2 separate regions of the Homo sapiens genome follow, and region 2 is linked to region 1. Evidence: chromatin loops called from intact Hi-C (ENCODE). Cell type or tissue: OCI-LY7. All regions are shown on one strand. Each heading gives the region's core, and the rest is flanking DNA. Links, peaks and the distances in the headings are about the cores only.

What was found. Peaks named below come from ENCODE experiments on the same cell type or tissue, not always from the same donor. Only the 100,000 strongest peaks of a DNase experiment are listed, where the experiment ranks them.
Region 2: a loop joins it to region 1, with 9 times the contacts of the local background. A loop is called at or near these places in 96 of 110 quality-filtered maps.

Annotation. Positions count from the first base shown.
Region 1 is chr2:44,951,242-44,962,009 of GRCh38, forward strand. No RefSeq gene overlaps it. Among named protein-coding and RNA genes, the nearest start is that of SIX3-AS1, 15 kb to the left of the region's middle. RefSeq lists silencers at 976-1,025, 4,463-4,652 and an enhancer at 3,886-4,592. In OCI-LY7, for the core only: CTCF peaks have their summits at 4,575 (motif pointing left) and 4,775; a DNase peak (open chromatin) is centred at 4,570.
Region 2 is chr2:44,474,474-44,485,241 of GRCh38, forward strand. All of the region lies in intron 3 of CAMKMT (calmodulin-lysine N-methyltransferase), which reads left to right. It overlaps LOC124907758 (a long non-coding RNA gene), which reads left to right and starts at 1,318. Exons shown (of 2, transcript XR_007086302.1): 1 at 1,318-10,768. In OCI-LY7, for the core only: CTCF peaks have their summits at 5,117 (motif pointing right) and 5,350; a DNase peak (open chromatin) is centred at 5,138.

The DNA of each region.
Region 1 (10,768 bases), core at 1,336-9,335:
AGGGCCAAGGCTGGTTGGGGAGAGGGTGCCATTGCAGCAGGAGAGCAATTCCTTCTCCAAGAAAGCGCCTAGGGGAGCACGTTGACTTGTGGCCGGCTGGACTTGGGAAGTGGGACGAATACTGGGGGTGCACAGCAGTTTGGGGCCCAACAGCACCCATTCCCCTTGTGGGCTGGGGAGGTCATGCAGCTTCCTCTGCCCAGAAGAGGCCCACCCAAGAAAGCACCCACCTTCCCATGCCTCCCTTCCCTGGACTCAGGGGCAGCTTTTCCCCTCACACTACACACTCTTAGAGATGCCCCCAATATGATTCCATTCGTAAGACACACACAGTCACTGCTCTGCATGCACACACACACACACACACACACACCCCTCTGCCTTCTACAGTGGGCATAGGCAACCACCCACTTCTGCTCAGGGATGCCGCAAGGGACAGAAGCATATCTCCACTCCTAGCAACGACTCCCCACTTTTTACAAATAAAACCACGACTCTAACTGGTTTCTACACACACTCTTTTTGGAAAAGAAAAGGGCTTTAACCTGCAGGAGTCTAACCCGTCAAGACGTCGAGGACCTTTACAGAATGTGCTGGCAAGAAAGGAGAGCACAGGCAAGTCACACACACATGCATGTGCCAGGCTCTGCCTACACTCCAGCCCCGCCAGGCTGCTCACGGCAGGCTCAGTCAGGGTGGAGGCCCTCTCTGCCTGAGGATGGAAATGGCTGTGTGGCTGGAGGAGCTACAGACCAGCCAGGCACTGGCTGTTCTCTATCTTTTATTTTTTATTTTTATTTTTTTCTGAAAAGATGAGGCTTGGCAGGAGGGGCGAGTTCCCTGGGGACTTCTCGGATCCCTGCAGGCAGGAAGAGTGTGCGGGGCCCAGGAACCGAAACAGGAGGTCCGAGGGACCAAGGCAGGGTCCAGACGTGAGGGGGAGCGCGGCGGGGCGTGGGGGACGCGGCCCCCGGGGCAGGGGTCCGGGATCTGCGGACGTGGCCCGGTGGGGAGCGCGCCCCTTGGTCCCCGCTCCGCCCTCCGGCCTTCGCGGCGCTCTCTCGCTGGGCCTTTGTCCCCACCTCTCAGGCTCGGACTCCGTCTTTCTTCTTTCAGGCCGCTGGGAGGCGCTGTGGCCGAAGCCCCGGCCTCTCCCAGCCTGATGCCCTGGTCCTGCAGCCGCGCCGTCTTTCTCCGCACCCGGTTCCCGCGGGGCTGGGCTGCCTCAGGCGATGGCCCGGCCTGTGGCTGGGCCCGCACTGCCTTTGGTTTGTTGGATTTTGCGATATTTACCATAATAATTAATTTGCCGCCATTCAACAGAATATCTTAGCAAGGCCCCTTAACGACTGGAAGCGCTGCTAATTCCCTGCGTATGCGCCTCTCCCTCTGCAGCCCGGGACAGGCGCAGCCGCCTTTTGCCTGCCCCTACCTCGCCCGGGACACACTGGCGCCGCCTGGCCAGGCCCGACTGGGAGGAAGGACAGAGGACCGACGGACACTTGTACATGTGCGGGCGCACGGAACCCAGGCCCCGGCCACCGCTGCCTTTCCCCTGTGTGTCTGAGCTGAAGCGGCTACGCTTATACCGGGAGGTGAAACGGAAGCTCAGAGAGGGCCATAATTTGGCCACTGTCACACAGCCAACCTCCACCTTCACCCGGCTACACCAACACACTCGATGACCTTCTCTGTCTTCCTCGCCGTGCGCTCCCGATAGCGGGGGAAATACTTTTCTGAGACGCCTCTCTGGGCACGCAAGATGAGGCAAAAGCGGGAGAAGGGAGTGGGATAGGACCGGGAGCGGGCGGCCCTGGGCTCTGCCCTTCTGGGCGCGCCATCGCTCCCGCCACCTGCACTAGGACTTTGCAGGAACGCGCCTCCTACGCGCTGCCTAGGAGGACCAGACGCGAGACAAGCGCTCAGCAAGCAGCTACGTGCAGGCAGACCTACCAAGCCAGGAGAAAGAGCGGGGATTTCAGGGGCCTCCGCTCCCACAGCGGACCGGCCTCCGCTTAAACCACCAGCACTTCCCAGTGGGCCTGGGAATCGAGGATGTGAAGTGTGTGGATACATGTGAACGTTGTTGAGTGTGCAGTGAGACTGTTGTGCAGATTCTCATGAATTGCAAGAGAAATATTTACCTTGTGCGGGTGACAAGTCTACCTGCAGATGAGCCCGGGGGCTTGTCCAGTGCTTGTGAGCATGATGCAGAAATATCAACTAAGTTCTCGAAGAATGGAGGGGAGAGGGACAAGCACAATTGAGCCCTGTCCTCAAGTTTCTCACGATCCAGTAGGAGGGACAGTTGAGGTCACCACTTAAAAACAAACCAACCCCGTGGAGTTGCACACAGTGTTTCCCGGAGTGTCAACTTCGCAATTAATTACTACAACTTTGGCGGTGGGGATAGAGAGGGCTTCTCTGAGTTCTCTGAGCAGATGGCACTGACCCAGAAGGATGAATCGGATTGAGTGGAGGAGATTCTAGGCAGGAATGGCAGGTGGGAAGGCATGGAGGAGGTGTCAGGTCCAGTGGGGAGCAGTGCAGTGTGGCTGGCCCGCCGGGAGTACTGTAGTGTGGGGCCCATGGGTTTTTGAGAGGTTGGTAATTGATTCTGAGGGAAGAGGGAGTAGGGATTAATTACAAGATCAGGCAAGTTGTGTGGCCTTGATCCCATGGGTACTGGGGAGCCAAATAAAACTGTATGAAAGTGGCTGGGCGCGGTGGCTCACGCCTGTAATCCCAGGACTTTGGGAGGCCGAGGCGGGCGGATTACGTGGTCAGGAGATCGAGCCCATCCTGACCAACATGGTGAAACCCCGTCTCTACTAAAAATACAAAAATTAGCTGGGGGTGGTGGCACATGCCTGTAATCCCAGCCACTCGGGAGGCTGAGGCACAAGAAGCACTTGAACCCAGGAGGCGGAGGTTGCAGTGAGCTGAGATTGCCGCACTGCACTCCAGCCTGGAGACAGAGGGAGACTCCGTCTCAAAACAGTCAAACAAACAAACAAACAGACAAACAAAAAAACTGTATGAAAGCTTAAGTGGTAATATCCAGTGTCCTGCTTAAGGACTGTAGTCGGGGGCAGTGAGGCTGTAGACAGGAAGGCCCCTAGGAAACTATTCCAATAGGCAGGACTGAGCTAAGACGCCAGAATGGGTTAAAGGCATTTCCAAGGAGGAATGGTGAGGACTTGATGACCAGCTGCAGACCTTATAGGCTGCCCTCCGACCTTCAGCTTCCTGTGCGCTCACAATTCACGTGCTCACACGTGCTCCTTAGAGGGGTCTGTCGGTGGACGCCGCGAACCAATCAAACCCTTGCACTTTGTTCCAAAACCCATTCCCTACCAGAATGGGAGTCCTGTAGGGCCAGGTCTCCTCCCATACCCACCCATTTCGGCCTTTGTTCTACTGCACAATAACAGCTGGCACTGGGGTGCGGGAGGACGGTGAAAGCTCGAGTCCCAGGCTCCAAATCCTCCAGGAGTAACTGGGGTGACCCGAGGAGAGCAGCGCACTGGGTGAGTGGAAGCGTGGCCCGTGAGAAGGGTACCGAGGGTCAGAAGTGTCGCAAGGGACCCAGGACGCGCGCGCCTCCGAACCCCTGAGTCTTCGCAGGCTCTGCGAAACTTCAGTGCGCGCAGCCTCCTGCACACCGTTTTCGCGCGACCTCCTTGCCTCGGTCTCCAGGGGTCAAGCCAACCCAGCGCGGGAATGTTCCATTTGCCCTTTTGGGACATTCAGAGAGGCTTTTCCGGGCTGCCGCGGCGCTTCCACGCAGAGGAGGCGTCGGCTTCCAGGCAGCTTGGCGATCTTGTTATTGGACACGCGAGAGTTTAGAGACCCAGAGAAATGGAGTGAGTCAAAGTCAAACTCAAGTTTCTCGGCCCCTAGTCCTGCGATTCTTCCATTGCACATTGCACCCCTGGGCCTTTCACATCTGCTCCTAGCGAGCTTGGAGTGTAGGTGCGACCAGGGCGCATCTGTGCCAGTGCGTGTCTGCGTGCGTGGCCTTTGGGTGACTCCACGCCCGCAACTGTCTCCGACTGTGTGGGCGCGTGTGTGGCAGGTACCCAGGAGCAGGACAGGGAGGGAAGCCTCAGCTTCCAGACCCGCTCTCGCGTGCTGGCGGGAGCGGTGGGTAGGAGCAGGAGGTATGTGGTGAAGGATGTAGGCGGACTAGGGCTCTGTCCCCGCAGAAGAGTCCAGGACGCAACCCCTCACGCCGGGCCAGCGGGGAGGCAGGAGTATGGTGGACCCGTTCCCCCAGGGATGGGAGAGCTGAGGAAGGCTGCAGGTCGGATAGCTAGATTCCATGATGCCCCCAAGAAGTTGCCAGACTCCAGTCTGGGAGCTCTCAAGAGCCAGAGACCCAGGGAAGTCCCCTCTTTGGCCTCCGAGGACCCCGAAGCCTGGCAGCAGTGCTCAGCCTTGGACCCCGCGGTTCCGCGGCCGGACGCCCCTCGCGCTGGCTGTGCGCACCCTGGCGCAAAGCACTGCAGGTTGGAGGCGGAAAGCAGCGCGCTCTGGGGCCACTGGCGGGTTTTTGCTGCCACCTCGCGGCGATGGTGCATAGCATGCGAACCCTCCGCACCGCGGGCCTTGGTAGTGCACGTGGGTGGTGTGGGGGGCCTTGCCCTGCCGCGCTGTCCTTTTCTGCTCGAGTTTTCGCAACACCTCTTCCACCGGGATAGCCTGCTTCTCCTCTTGAGGGACTGCGCGCTGTCTTATACCAAAGTCCACCATTTTGCGTGGGTAGGACCCTCCACCCTGGCCTGTGGGATTTGGAGTCACCTTTCTAGCTCCTTTCTCTTGCTTTACTACTTGATCCCGTGGCTGCCCACCTGGACTTGCAATAGGTCTCATGCTAATATTTCCCTTCTTCGGCACTATTAACTTCTTGTCTTGCAGATAGATGCCTCTAGGTCTCCTACAGCGGGAGTGTGGGGCTGTCTTCCATGGTGATAGGCTGTCTGGTGGGAAGCCATGCGGAGCTAGTACCCTCTCCTCTCCACAAGGGCTTGCTGAAGGCCTTCCATATGCCTGACGCTGCCACACCTTGGAGACAGCCAATGGCAGCCTAGACCCTGGCCCTGCGATTATAGTTTAGTGCAAGCAGAGAAACACAATACACAAATTATCATTGAAGCTGCCATATGGAGGTATGGACAAAGTGGGAGCCCGAGGAGGGCCTTTGAAACAAATCTTGATGGATAAGCATGAGTTTTCCAGGCCAGTGAGGAGGGAAGGACAGTCAAGGGACTGGGAAGTGTGTGTCCAAAGACACCTGGGTACAAAAGAGCATTGGGTGCTGAGAGGGACAGCTGTTTCCTGGGGTGCTCCACAGTCTGATGGTGAAGACATTGCTTTGCTCTGGACAGCATAGCCAGCCAGCTTGGGCGAATGTATTGATAAGAGTATCAAGTGTCAGCAGTGAAAGGAATATTTGGAATTGCTTCGTTTTCCATTTAAATAGACAAGGAAACCGAGATTCTGGCTAAGTCTCTGTCCTTAAGTACAAAGCTAGTTAGGTGGCCGATTGCTCTATAGAGTCCACCATGGTGCCTAAGGGAGGCTGCGTTCCAATGCCAGGTGGTCTGGAAAGAGGATGGTGGTGGTGGTGGTGGGGAGTGGTTAAGAGGAGCCATCACAGGCTCTTTTCCTTTTCTCAGCTACAGTTTTGCTTGCCTGCTTCTCTCTCAGGCAGCATAAATACTAACCATTACTCTCTTCTCTACAGATGCAATCATTCTAAAAGCTTTGGGGTTTTTTGTTTGTTTGGTATGTTTGCTGCCAAAACTATTTGGCAGCCAAACCTGACCTAAACAGTATGAAGCTATTTATAGTCTTTATTTATCCTGCTTGTCATAGATATCAGATGTTTCACTGCAGAAATGCTGATGTGTTGGATTACAGGTACTGCTCTGGACCCCCTTGGGTGGTGTTATGTAATACAGAATATACGGACCATTATAGGTACCTTTCTGAAATCTCCAAAACTATGAATTTCCCAGGGTTTTTGGAAACGGTTTGCGGTCCTTTGGGATTGAGCCTGGATTGTCTTATGATAAAGAGGTTCATGGTGGGAGAGGAAGTCAGGAGAGACTGGGAATTTAAACAACGTAATGAGACAAACCATGATTGGTAGTTTGCAGGAAGAGTAGGTCAAGTTGGCTGTGGGACAGGGTCACAGGGCCAGCCCAGCAAAGCTGCTGGCATCCTGGAGGGCCTCAGGGGCTAGGGTCTTAAATTTCTTTTTTTCCTTTGAGACAGGGCCTCGCTCTGTCACCCAGGCTGCAGTGCAGTTGCATTATCATGGCTCACTGCAGCCTCACCCTTCAGGGCTCAAGCAGTCCTCCCACCTCAGCCTCCTGAGTAGCTGGGACAAAAGGTGCACACCACCATGCCCAGCTAATTTTTGTATTTTTTTAAGAGACAGGGTTTCACTATGTTGCACAAGCTGGTCTCAAACTCCTGGGCTCAAGTAGTCTTCCCACCTTGGCCTTCCAAAGTGCTGGGATTACAGACGTAAGCCACCGCACCCAGCCCTTAGATTTCTACACAAGCTGGAGAAGGTAGATAAGATCCTGGCTCCAGGCATTTTTTTCATGGCCGTTCTCTCCCAGAGTCAGACTCTCCCCTTGATGCCAGAATTCTCCCTTTCTCCAGACCCAGGGAACACCTAACTCCACCTCTCCGGGTCAGTCAGGTAGGGGCAGCCAGATGCTCACCCTATCCCCTGGATGTCCTGGGGGAAAATCCGTCTCTATCATAAAGCCATAGTAAGTGCCTAAAATGTGAAAACTTTACATGAGAAAGACAGCTGCGAAGGAGAAAGAAAGTGAAAATTTATGACTGAATGCTTTCTAGGCATCCAGCCATGTCCTAGGTTCTTACACCAGCTTATTTTTTTTTTCATCCTTGCAGCATCCTGGGAGATCAGTATTTTCATCCTCATTTTTATAGTTGAGGGAATTGAGGGCCTGAGGTTATAGGATTCTTGCTAGTCCTCTTTCTCCCCCTGAAGTCCCCCTGCAATAGGGTAAGAAGTTCTAGTCCAAGCTTTCCTCTCTTCCATCTTCCAGGAAAGCGGAGAGACTGGAGCCCTGGTAGTGTGTGTTGGAGGGGAGAATGTGGGTCCCTTGGAAGGGAGTGGCTGGGGGCCCTGAGCTCTGGGGGATAATCCAGGCCAACCCTGTGGTGCTCCTTTCCCAAAGCTCCATCAGAGACAAATAGAATTGTGACATATCCCCTTGTCCCTCCAGGGAAGGCTGCTCCCTCCTCAGTGGGTGTCACCTCCGTCTGCAGCTGTTTAGCTCTTCCTTCTGTGTCAACACTCCCCCCTTGTCTCTTTGTGAGAACTTCGGTTGTATTGTTGTTATTCTTGTTGTTGTTTTTGAGATGGAGTCTCCCTCTGATGGAGTCTCCTTCCATCACCCAGGCTGGAGTGCAGTGGCTCCATCTCAGCTCACTGCAACCTCTGCCTCCTGGGTTCAAGTGATTCTCCTTCCTCAGCCTCTTCAATAGCTGGGACTACAGGTGCACACCACCACGCCCAGCTTATTTATTTATTTATTTTTATTTTTAGTAGAAACAGGGTTTCAGCATATTGGCCAGGCTGGTCTTGAACTCCTGACCTTAAGTGATCTGCCTGCCTTGGCCTCCCAAAGTGCTGGGATTACAGGCATGAGCCACCGTGCCCGGCCGGCTGTATTGTTTTCTATGTTTATTTAAAACTAAAAACTTGCAATGATGCGAGTTTGGAACTGCATGCCCCAGGAACATCTGGGCTCCTGAGTCACTGGAGAACAGCTTAGAGACAGGGTGGGGACAGTAAGCTAAGCTGGGAAGAGTGACTCAGAGATACCAGAGTCATCATGACCTGTCCAGAAGCAGAGGAAACAGCGACCCTGCAGATGGGCCAGAAGGAGCTGGGATTTTTCAAGTAGCAGGAGAAAGGATGCACCTCAGGTGGTGGGGGAAGTGACAGTGCAGAAAATGGTGCCCTCATGGAGCTATCCTGGCCAGCAGAGAGCCCCAGACCACATTCTGCCTGGCTTTACTGTGATTGCAGTGCATGGCTTATTTCTCCTGCTAGACAGGGTATGGGGCTGTGTTAAATGCACCTTTTGTATTGCCCACAGCACCTAACACAAAGCCAGACTCTGTTGATTGGATGGGTGAGTGAATGAAAAAGTACCATAGGCTTAAAAACCAGGCAGTGCCGGGTGCGGTGGCTCATGCCTGTAATCCCAGCACTTTGGGAGGCCGAGGTGGGCGGATCACGAGGTCAGGAGATGGAGACCATCCTGGCTAAAATGGTGAAACCCTGTCTCTCCTAAAAATACAAAAAAATTAGCCGGGCGTGGTGGCATGTGCCTATAGTCCCAGCTACTTGGGAAGTTGAGGCAGGAGAATCGCTTGAACTCAGGAGTTGGAGGTTGCAGTGAGCCAAGATCGTGCCACTGCACTCCAGCCTGGGCGACAGAGTGAGACTCCATCTCAAAAACAAAACAAAACAAAACAAAAAAACAGGCATTACCAGCCTGCCACAGAATATGCCTAGAGAAATCTACAGGTGACCCTGATGGGGCATGCAGAACCCAGAGCCGTGGAAATCACCTAAAAGGAGGGGACCACCTAAAAGGAGGGGACAGGAGAGCATCTGAGCAGACTGTCTGTTGCCTGGAGCAACAGGAGGACTCTCTGGGGTCAGCTGAAAGGGAAGCAGTCAGGGGACTTGCAAGGGGGGAGTACCACTCGGGCAAGGGCAGGAGAATAACAGGCGGTGCCCTGGAGGAACACTGCATGCTGCTGAGGAAGGAGGGCGGCCTTGGCGATGATGTCACCATGAAGCACTTGGAATTGAGACAGAACATTCTCACTTGGGGTCAGTTTGTACCCTCGTACTGAAAGTTACTCCCTGGTGCTATCTGTACTCATCATATTTTGACACACTTTAGAGTAACCCTTCCATCTCTCCCTGCTTCTTTTTGAATTTAAACATCAAGCATTTGAACACAAGTCTTCATGTCCATTTATCTCAGTGTAAAGAGGAACAACTGGGCTGGGCGTGGTGGCTCATGCCCTCTCTTGGTACTTGATATAGTCAGTTGCCTGACTGCAAACCCAGGCCTACCCTGGGTAGAAAGAAAAGGGAGTTGTGACAGTTGCCAGGAAGATTTCTCTGTGGAAGCAGCTGGTGTTTTTCTGAGTGGAAACTTTGTGGAGGGAACTAGCATTTAATTAAAAAACAGGCTGGGCGCAGTGCCTTACACCTGTAATCCCAGCACTTTGGGAGGCCGAGGCGGGTGGATCACTTGAGGTCAGGAATTCGAGACCAGCCTGGCCAGTATGGCGAAACCCCATCTCCAATAAAAATACAAAAAATTAGCCAGGTTTAGTGGCCGGCACCTGTAATCCCAGCTACTTAGGAGGCTGAGGCAGGAGAATTGCTTGAACCTGGGAGGCGGAGGTTGCAGTGAGCCAAGATCGGGCCACTGCACTATAGCCTGGGCAACAGAGTGAGACTCCATCTCAAAAAAAAAAAAAAAAGGAATAACTGATGGGATCACGTTGACTTTCCCATTCTCTCCTCATAGACATGTGCTCAACAACTGCCTCTAGAGAGGAAGCAGGCCTGGTGGTGGCAGCTGTGGAGTAGGGACACGGTGGCTGGGATGGGGGTGGAGTTAGGGAGTGGGAAGCCGGGGGTCTATCTCCTGCCCATGGGCTTTTCCTATCTAGCCACATGGTAGATGAGCCCGTGCTCCTGGCCAGTTCTGCCCTCCTTGCCTCCATTTCATTTCAGGATTCCTGGCCACTCTCTCTGGTTGCCAGCCCAGCACCAAGCCTCCCAGACATTGATTCTCTGCTGCTCTGTGGCATAGAAGACTACAGTGATGGGCTCTGCAGACTTCACCTTGGAGTCCCCCTTTCATCCCTGCTCATTAGTCTCCTCCTCGGTTGTTTGGTTGAATGTTTCCTAATGCCAAGGGGTAGGGGCAACGTATGATATCTTCACTTTTTTACATCTCAGCATGACCCTGGCTTCCCCTCCTTCCTCCTTCCTGCTGCCTTGCCTTTTTACCCATCTACCTCCTGCTCACAGGATGGACACTGCCTTGTCCCTAGCAGCTCCAGCAGCTCCCTTCTCCAAATGCCCCCCTTCTCTAGGTGGCCCTTTCCGTCATGTCCTGGCCTTTGGATGTTGGTTCCCATAATGCAGATGAGAAGGTGGAGGCAGAGAGAGGGGAAGAAGCCGGCCAAGGCTGAACACTGAAGCACCCTCAGGGCCAAGGCAGGCATTCTCCTGCTGGATCGAAGGGCCCCTGGGAGACCCAGGATGCCCATGAAGAAGGTTCCCATCCCTGGGGCCCTGCTAAAGCTTCCCAGTGGGGGCCACATGTCTCCCACACTTCTAGGGCAGTGTTTCCCAAACTTACCTGACCATGAGGGGCACCTGAGGCTCTTGTCAAACGGTCACAGTTCTGAGTCCTTATTGCATTGGAATCCCCAGGTGCTGGAGGTGATTCTTATGAATAGGCAGGATGGGAAAATACTGCCTGATGGCCTTGTTCCTCAGTGCAAGGGTGAGGGAGGGGTCCTAGCAGCGCTAGTACCTCTTGGGGACTCGTTAGAAACGCATTTTAGAGTTTGAGACCAGCCTGGCCAACGTGGTGAAACTCTGTCTCTACTAAAAATACAAAAATTACCAGCATGGTGGTGCTGGCCTGTAGTCCCAGCTACTTGGGAGACT
Region 2 (10,768 bases), core at 980-8,979, 480 kb before region 1:
AAAGAAATGTAGTAAGTATCGAGAGGTAAGTAGTGAGTAAGAGAGAGATAAAGAGGGAGAGCGAAATGCTAATTTTTTTCAAAGGAAATATAACCAAGTCAACATGAAAATCATTCTGTTACTATTTAATTCCTATATGTCTATCAACCCAACTAGACCTATAATCTCTAAGGCAGTGACTGCTTCCTTTCAGATTCAAATTCAGCAAACAACTGTGTTAAATGTTATTCCTGACCTTCCTCACTATGCCAGACCAAATGCTCCTCCCTGTACTCCAAATAACATTGCTTGATATCTCTATTAATTGCACTAACAGCACTGTAAATACATGGAAACCCTCTATGCTGCAATTCTCTATTTCCGTTTTTGCTCTCTATTCTGCTAAAATGTAAGCTCCTCATACTAATAACTTTTCTTTATTCAGTGCCTGGTATGTAGAACTGAGTAATATTTATGACATTCATCGTGAAAGACTGGCCAGACACAAGAATGACAAGAAAAGACCTGAGACATAGTGATAGATGAAACTCGAGAATGTATTATTATTTGAACAAACTTGATTCTAATATTTACCAAAATGATACAGTTGAAAAGAGTCAAAATGTAATCCTTCTATAGCATGTGGCTTAGTTTAATATCCATGTTCCATTATTTCTTTTGTATCCTCTTGAGTATTTAATAAATTTTATTAATATCTGATTTAAATTTTAAAGTAGATAAATTAGGCTTTAATAAAAACAAATGGAAACTTTTAGTAAGTGGTTGGACTTGTTCTGAATAAAGGAATATAGAATGGACCTTATTTGAAAAGTTGAAGTTTTTAAATAGTAAGAATATAGGTTGAAATTTTTTTTTTTTTTTTGAGATGGAGTCTTGCTCTGTCACCCAGGCTGGAGTGCAGTGGCGTCATCTTGGCTCATTGCAACCTCCGCCTCCTGGGTTCTAGTGATTCTCCTGTCTCAGCTTCCTGAGTAGCTAGGATTACAGGTGCGTGCCACCACACCCAGCTAATTTTTGTTGTTTTAGTAGAGATGGGGTTTCACCATGTTGGCCAGGATGGTCTTGATCTCTTCACCTTGTGATCCGCCCGTCTTGGCTCCCAAAGTGCTGGGATTACAGGCATGAGCCACCGCGCCTGGCCTATAAGTAGAAATTTTTGAAAGGAATAACTGGTGTGGCAAGTAGAGCTGGCAACATTGTGTATATTACAAGGATGGCCTTCAAAAGGCAGAGGACTGTTGGATACCTCACTATTTTAAAGAGAAATTTTATTTAAAAAAGAAATCTTATGCATGATCTCATTTCAGTGTTGATTTACTAGAAGCATATGATGGACCTACGAACAGGACCCTTCAAATCAAAATGTATCGTTTAGGAATATTCTGAAGGGGAAAGTCTGTGACTGCATTCTCTGAGAACCATCTGCTCACCTACTTATGTCCCTTAAAACTGAAGCTTTAGGATATCCTTTGAAACCTTTTTGTTTCTTATCATATAATGTATGGTACCATAAATACCATTGCATTTGATTTTTGTGTGAAACAACACTAAATCACTATTAAAAAGGAAAGAATGAGGTTATCTTGCTGACAATTTAAAGAAAAGACTTCTTCATAATATATTTACGACATCTAAAATGCCTTTTGTCCTCAGGGTAGCACTGTAGTTCTTCGGTGCTTGAGTTGATACTGCAATTTAATACTGTACCTACAAAGAAAATTACAGTTTTTAAACTGTTTATTCCAAGTGCTTTCAAAATGAAGACACTACTAAAGTGGTGAAAGCATGTGGTTGGAAAAAAAAAAGTAGTAGGAGATTATTAATTTCTTAAAGGTAAAGATTATTGCAAATTCAAAAGATCCCACTCATTATCAATATGTGGTCCTTCTACAGTTTTGCATAGTATAACATATTCTTAAAATGGGATACATAGTGACTTTGTAGCATCAACTATTTAAATTTTCTAGCTCCTGAGTCCTTTTCTTGCTGTGAAATGTGTTCATTTTATTGTGTGATGATATTAACATATATCAAGAATATAAGTGAAATATTAAATCTTGTCATGTTCAGGGTTTTAGGGTTCTTAAAAATGTGTAAAGGTGTTTTTACACTGTGTAAAAAAAAACTTTATATGTTTGTGAGATTTTGAGTTACCTAATTTTATAAACTAAATTACTTTGTGAAAAAAAAAATGCTTAGAATCATATGTTCCATGTAGCTCAATATTGTTTTCTGGAATTGAATTAAATTATATCTACAGTTGCTTAACAGAAAGAGCACTTAATTTGTAATCCACAGACCTCGTGGTCTTAGGCAAGCCATGTAATTTACTTGTCTTTCAATTTCCTCATCTGTAAAATGGGGATAATAACTCAAAGGATTGGTCTAAGGATCAATGCTTATGAATAAAAAGCACCTAGTACATGACACATGGTGGGTGCTATATCCCAGCTATTATTATTATCCAAATGGCTTATTACTGAAGTAATGAAAGAAAGCTTTTATACAGTCATATCAATGGTAGTTCTGGGTTATAGTCTCAGAGACATCATTACTATGAGGATATAGAGAATTTAGGAAAATTTTAAAAATTATTTAAACAAAATTTGAAAAACATTGTAGGCATGTATTACCACATACAATTATATCTGCCTACCTATGTATTTAATCACTATCTTTTAGAAAACACACAACAAAAGTTCAGTTTGCCGTAGTTCATTATAGAGTTAATAGGAGCTTGGAGATTTGATCTAATAACATGCACTTCATAGTAGAGCAAACCCATGATGTTATCAGAAATTTTGGAGAAGTCCAGGATTGGGGTGTACAGGTGTACCCACCCTGAGAACCAGTGGATCTATATAAGTCTGGTGTATTGGTTTCAGTACAATGATATTTATATACAACTTTGTATCAAATAAGTTTGCTAAGCCCTATTATAAGTTAAAACTATTTTTAAACCATATTTCCCCACCCTGGTTTGGAAATTGATAAAACAGTTTAAAGCTGAAAAACATAAACTACAGTAACTCAATAAACAATTTAAAAATAAGTTGTGTAGGTAGCTGGAAAAAATTATAAATCTCAAAAGTATAGATTTAAGATAAAGCCCAGTTATCTAGAATTATAAGGTTATAGTACATTTTTGGTTGAGCACATTTAGCTTTTTCTATTCCTCCATTTTGCCTAGCTGCCATTTCTTAACTATGAAAGGAATTGAAGAGTCCATCAGAGCTTTTGTTCGCACTAAAGAATAGTCATTTGAAGAAAATGGTGCCAGGCCAGACATGTAAAGATATTTAAAGAAAAGAAGGAAGGTGATAGGCCTAAATTCAGGACTATTAGCATATTCACAATGGTACAGGTATAGGCTAAGCTTGGTCACAGGTGAAAGGCAGTAGTGTGAGAACTCATGGAATTAACAAAGCTACTTCACACAAAGGGACGGATGGTACTTCCTCCATGTCCATTCCTTTCTAAGATTTCAGTGGCAAACAGCGTATGTAAGGCTGCAGTGACAATTTGTTTCAGTGGCCCTAAAAAATACCTATATGTACCATAGATTTAATGTGTAAAATTAAAAGCAATGTATATTAAATATTTTCTAGGAATCTGTGATTTTGTGACCAAAGATCTGAATATACTTAAAAACAAATCCTAATTTTTTTCTAAAGAAACATGATAAATATCTGGATAGCTGGCTACATTTTGAAATATTCACCCAATATTTCTGCAATAGTCAGCATTTCAATAATAATTTTATTTGCTTTTTCATGGCTTTGAATTGGGTATTATTTTGTTTCTTTGTTTTGTTCTAAGTCTATATATTTTTTTTCTTGCCACCATTTGCTGTGATTACAGATATAGGTTTAGAGTTTAGCCTTTGCAATATCATCAGTTGATGGCATGTCTACAGCAATATGGTGGATAATATTTTTTATTTTCATAGTATGAGTGCTACTTGACTCTGACTGAATGATTTTCTGTTACAAGATTTTCTTTAGTTTATAGACCTACTTTACCTTGGCTTCTGAATATGCTGAAATCCTTCTGCCCTTGGTTATAACACCTTTTATTTGTTAACATTTAAAATGCTTTCAAATCTTTAACAATAATAAAGGCATTAGTTATTTTAATTAATTTGTATGGATGGAATAAAACCAAAGGGAAGGTGTCATTTTCTGGTTGCAATAAAAAGATATAAAAGTTAATTGCTTTTCTTTTCTTCCTTTTTTTTTTTTTTTTTGAGAGGCGTCTCGCTCTGTCGCCCAGGCTGGAGTGCAGTGGCACGATCTCGGCTCACTGCAAGCTCCACCTTCTGGGTTCACCCCATTCTCCTGCCTCAGCCTCCCGAGTAGCCGGGACTACAGGCGCCCGCCACCACGCCGGCTAATTTTTTGTATTTTTAGTAGAGACGGGGTTTCATCATGTTAGCCAGGATGGTCTCGATCTCCTGACCTCGTGATCCGCCCGCCTCGGCCTCCCAAGGTGCTGGGATTACAGGCGTGAGCCACCGCGCCCGGCAATTGCTTTTCTTTTCTAAGAAAATTTTGCTGACATCCTTGGTACATATTGCTATTCTTAAATGTTTGAGTTTACTAATCCTCAACAGTAAATATCTTTAAAAATGTATAACCTTGCTTAATATTAGTTACCTAAGAATGCCACAAGAAACTGGCATCTTTATAGTTACTTTATATTACAGAGTGTAATAAATTCTAGAAAGATGGGACTAATTATGGTAACAGACATTTTATACTCAATAAAAACTTTCCTTAATTTCACCCTTATGCAGGGAGTCTCAGTAGAGTACCTCTCTTTTGTGTCTTGGTTGGTATGGCATGGCACTAAGTGACATTAGATTAGCAACTGGGGAACAACTTTGTGAAACTGTTTATGGAAGTGAATTTTCAGAGTTCACGGTTGTGGGTTTTTTTCCTATCTCAGATCACCTAGCAACTTTAGATTCAGGCGGAAGTTGGAGTTTATTTTACAAAACATGAAAAAGCTTTTAAACCAACATTTTTGAGGTAAATCTGTAGCAAAAGTGAGGCCACCTGCTGTTAAGAAAAGTGCCTACACATTCATCACATTTCTGTCCCCAGTAGAGGGTACTGCTGAGTAAAACACTGCCATTGTTGTTCAGATCCTATAGGTGGCAGCAGTTCCTACAGTTTCAGAGCATAACAATGGCTCGATTTGTGGGTCTAAGAATAAAGCTGTCACGAACTCATGGAATCTTTATACTGTAAGGGCTCTTCTTTGAAATGTGATACATGAGAAAATTACCATTAATGTTTAGTTTCCCTTTTAAGATTTAAGTAGCTTATCTTTCTTTTAAGTTCCATTTTGTATTTGAAAGTGTGTCCCCAAACAAGTATTGACAGCCGTAATTTTATGGTGTTAAATTATGAAGTATAAATTTTTAGGTAATCTCAGGGAAAGATATGATGTAAACTTTTTTTTCTTTTCCTCTCCCACCCTAGCCTTCCACCCCAATTACAAGAATCATCCATTGTTAATGTTGACTGCTGCTGCAATCTTGAGAAGGAAGTCCTAGTTGCTATACAAGCATAATTTTCTCCATGTTCAGGAGCTGAGTGCTTAATGGTTTTAACATTGCCATTCAACTTTTAGGAGGCTTTGAACCAAATTGTAGCACCTATCAAAGAGTGATTTTATAACTCTCTTTAAGAAAAAAGATTTGAAACATACTGTAGTTTCTGTTAGGCGACACAGAACTGAGGATGTAAGTACTGTACTCTTAGAGCAACTCACCTTTTGCCACTCCCAAGCAGCAGAGTGCTTGTTACTTCAGTGGGTCACTTGCACACACATACACACACCCTCCACACATCCAGAATAAACTCCATATTAGGTATAACAATTGTAATTCATTCAGTTTTAACGGTCAAGTGAACATTAAAAAAATTTTCCCTGCTAATTATTGTGTTTAGTTCAGAGAGTTGCAAAATGCTAAATAAAACTAGTTTTTTGGTTCAAGTCAAAATAGAGTTAAGCCTATCTCTAGAAATGCCTATTCAGAAATTCAGCAACCCTTGTCTTATTGCTCAAATTAATTATCCAGAAACTGTATTATGATCGTTTACTCAAATTAATATGAAAATCTGAGAATTCTATCTTTGTTTTAAATTCAGGAAAGACTAGATTCTTTTTATTTATCATTTGAGATAACAAAGTAAACTAATGGCAATGTATGAGTATCTTAACGTATTTTGAAGGGAATAGGTTAAACTGTTACTCTTTTGGAGCTGATCTCTTTGTATCAATTAGGTACATTTGTAAACTCTATATTTTTGAACCATATTTTTGGAACTAATCTAAAGCTGTGAAATGAATACATTATTTCAAATTAAAACATACATATTTATATGTATTATACATATCATACATAGAGATGCATATATATATTTATTGAAGATAAAGGAAATGTAGGTTTTAGGGTTGTAGAACATTTGGATCATATAAATAGGAGATACATGCCTATACTTTCTATCATCCATATTATGTGTGTGTGTGTGTGTATGTATATATGAATACATTTATTCAATAGTATGTTCAGAATGATGTTTTTCATGAAGAATTATTAGTGTCACATATGATTCCATTTCCCATTTGGTGGATGTGAAAGGAAACAGAATTATATAAGCAAAAAAGTTTGCTGGGAACCTCACATGCTCTTAGTAATTATTTTGTGCATTGTCAGCTACTGAAAAAATTATTTGTTTTTAAAGGAACTACTAGGAGCAAAGTATAAATCAACTTATTTTTGAACACTTGTAATATTATATGTTCATATAAAATCTATTTTTGATGGCATAATGACAGTTTAATTATGTGCATTTTTTTGTCCTTGCTGTTGTTTTTAGCATATTTATAATAGCTAGCTGAATAGGAAAAAATCATCACTTAAGGCAAGGCTCTTCAGGTCATCTGTGAACATTCTGTCTATCCTTTCTTTAAAAATATTTTGAACACCAAGATATGACAAGATAAATTCCATTTTTATTTTTGCAATTCTCTTTCAGAAGCTTATGTTAAAATTAATTTCAGTTTATATTATTTTCTTATGTAACTTATGAACATGTAAGGATGATCACTTTGTTCTAATTTGTAAATTTTTACAAAGTATTTTAGTAAAATGATATATGTCCTTCAGTGAATTCATATTGCTATTCAACAAAACATTCCCTAATGATAAAGTTGATATTTATGTTTTGTAAGTAAAATCATTTCGATGAATGACAAAGCTTTTGATGAATCAGATACTATCAAAGCTTGGAGTTGTTTTCAGAAATTGAATGTATGCTGGTTTAAAAAATAAGCTAAAATATATTTTTAGGTATCATACATATGGGGAAAAAATGAGATATATAGTTAAGTTTGAACAGCTTAGACTCATTTAAACCCGGGTTTTAGAAATTTCAATTCCTTGTAATTAAAAATTCTGTTGATCTATTTAAAAATGAATATGTATTTAACTTTCCCATATTTAACAATAGTAAACTTTAATATTAGTAAAATATTACCTAAAAGATGTTCACAGAAACTGTTGACATGTTTGAAAGGATAGAATATAATTAACTCATGCATTTTGAGGGGAATTTTAGGGCTTAGAGAATTGCATAATAGACTGATAGGGAAAGACTTTCAGGAGAGGGAGCACAGTGACTGATATGCCTGAATTTGAGAAAGCAGCAGATACAATAAATGTCTGATTCTATGTAACAAGTAGTAAATGGAATTTTTCACTAATTGAATTTTTCTGTTTAACCTAGTGTCCATGTGTACGTATTGTACATATGACTAGTTTTGTAAGCATTAGAATATAATAAACTTAATCTTAAACATACACCCAAAACAATTACTTCCAAAAATTCTTCAGGAGGTCTATTGGAATCTTTAGTGTGAATGATTATCATTGTGAGCATCTATTGCTATTTTAGAGTCTTGCTTATGGGGAAAAATAATTTGATAATGATTGAGCTTTCTGATTACCTGGGTACTACATAAATAAGAGTGTTAACACTAATTTCTGTACATTTAGGTAAATATATTTACTTATAAACATTTAACGAAAATATTATTATTAAACATAGTTCTATTTTGAGTAAATAATTTAAAATGCTGGGACCGTTTTCTCTGAGTGGCCTTCTTCAGACTTCTGGACCCTAGAAATGGCCTTATACTTCACCCTAGGAGGGCCCTTTTTTTCACAGGCCTGAAACTCTGTAGAATCCATGTTGGATATTATTAATGAACATGTTTCTTTTTGTAGAGGGGAGAATGATGATTAGAAAGGTAAATTAGTATCATAAACACTCCAGATATTTCAGCATATGCGTGAAATTATTCTCTCTCTTCATGGAATCCATTGTCTTCATGTGCATCTAGTTTCGTGACCTACAAAAGAGGACTTCTGAGCCATGGGCATGTACAATCAGGTTCTGCTTAAAGTCAACATTTCTTATAAAGGCACCATCTGTATTACAAAGAATCATGATGCCAATGCTGTGGCTTTGAGTGCTGTCCAATGGAATCAACAAGTACATATAGCATGCATGTTGTGGGCAAGACATGTGCTTAGCACTATATAAAAATACACTAAAGGCTCCTACAACTGACATTTTCCCATTCAGGCCTGACTCTTCAGCCCTCTCTACTCTCTTACCTGAATAGATATGTCACCCTCAGTCAGTGTGGGGAGAATAAAGCTGAATGTGAAATTTAGCTGCCTTAACATTTAAAGTCAACTTTTCATTTAACTCATTTTTTTCTTCTGTGCTTTCAGAAAAACAATGATGAGATCAAAATTAGTTACTCATGAATTCAACCACAGTTATTAAACTTTACTATTTTTGAGGTATAGGGATCCAACAGTACCTGTTCTGAAGTTCATTTTAGTCTAATGGACTTTATTAGCCTTAAAGATGTTATCTAGTTAATGCAATATATTACACATAGGCAGTGTAATTGCTCTCCTCTGTTTAGAGAGTGTATATGAGTAGTCATAAATTCTTGATGGCATAACCCAAACTGGTATCCTAAATCCTTGACTTCTAATTTTAGACCATTGTACTTCTAAAGTTTGCTTGTAATTTGAGTATTAAGAAATTAAAGGACAAGAACATATGAAGGCCATCATGTAGCTCAAGGTCTAAGGGAAAATAATGCTGTTTCAGTTCTCAATATAAAACAAAAATAATTATATGAGTAATTATTCATTTTGAAAACTGATCTTCAAGTAAAACTGGGCTTAATCAAAAAAGGAGTAAGCCCTGAAGACCTTTTGCATTGTAAAATTCTAGCAAAGTTGTGATTCCCGTTGATTTTAAAGAGTGATAGGAGTGGAGCTTCTGAATATCCCCTGAGATTTTAGAAGTATATGATACTGGCAGTTGTCACAAAAATATATTTCTAGAGAAGTCTGAATAATTGACTCTTTAAAAATTATGTTTTCTTGCAAAATCTCTAAGGAACTGAAGAAGTTTCTAAGAATCACAGGCATGCTCTTAAAGCATTACCATGAGCCTTTACTCTGAAATACCTCATAGTGGTACCTCATACCTTCTTTGCAGAAATGAGTGCCTAAGTCCTAATGGGGAGAAATGTACTCCAAAATGATCTGAAGCCATTGGCAGGGAGACAGAAGAGATACTATTAGCAGAGCAGAAACAAAAATAGGTGGATAGAGCCAATGGGTTTTTTTTTTTTGGTAGAAACTGACAAACGATTTTAACGTTTATATGAAAATGTAAAGAACCAATAATAGTCAAAATCATCTGGAAGAAAAGGAAGAAAGTTGGAAGATTTACACTACCAGATATCAAGGCTTGTTATAAAGCTACAGTAATTAAGATAGCGTGGTATTGGTGTAAGGATTGATGAAAGTCAAATAAAATGATAAGGAGTCCAAAAATATACCCACATATATGTGGAAACTTGATTTTATAACATAGGTAGCACTGCAAAACAATGAAGATGGATGGTATTTTTAATAAAATATTCTGATTCAACTGGATAACCTCATGAAAAAAAATCATGGTCCTCTACCTCATACCATATACAAATATCAATTTCAGATTTCTATTTAGACTATAAGTCTAAATATAGAGGGTAAAGCAGTAAAGCTTCTAACATTAATGCATAAGAATATCTTCATGACCCTGAGTTAGGTAAGGATATCTTAAATAGGACAAAAAAAAAAAAACCATACAGAAAAGATTGATAAATTGGTCTATGTTATAATTAGGAATTTCTGTTATTGAAGGACACTATTTAGAAAGTAGAAATGTAAGTTACAGAGTAGGAGGCGGTATTTGAAATGCATATAACTAAGGACTTATTTTCAGAATATATAACAAATTCTTACAAATCAACAGGAAAAAAAAGAACCTAATTTCACAAATGTGAAAAACATGAACAGGCACTTCACGAACAGTATATCCAAATGGCCGATAAACAGAAAAAGATACTAAACCGAAATAGTCACCAGGTAAATACAAATTGAAACCAAAATAAGATACCAACATATTTCCAACAGAATGGTGAAAACTAAGACTGGCAAAACCAAGTATTGATAATAACGTTGAGCAATTGAAACTCATATACACTACTAATGGAAAAACCATTTTGGAAAACTGCTTGACAGTGTCTGTTAAAGCTGAAAGTATATGCATCCTGTTTCCTGGCAATTTCGTTCTCTGGTATAGTAGACCCTACAAAAATGTGTGCACCAAAAGACGTA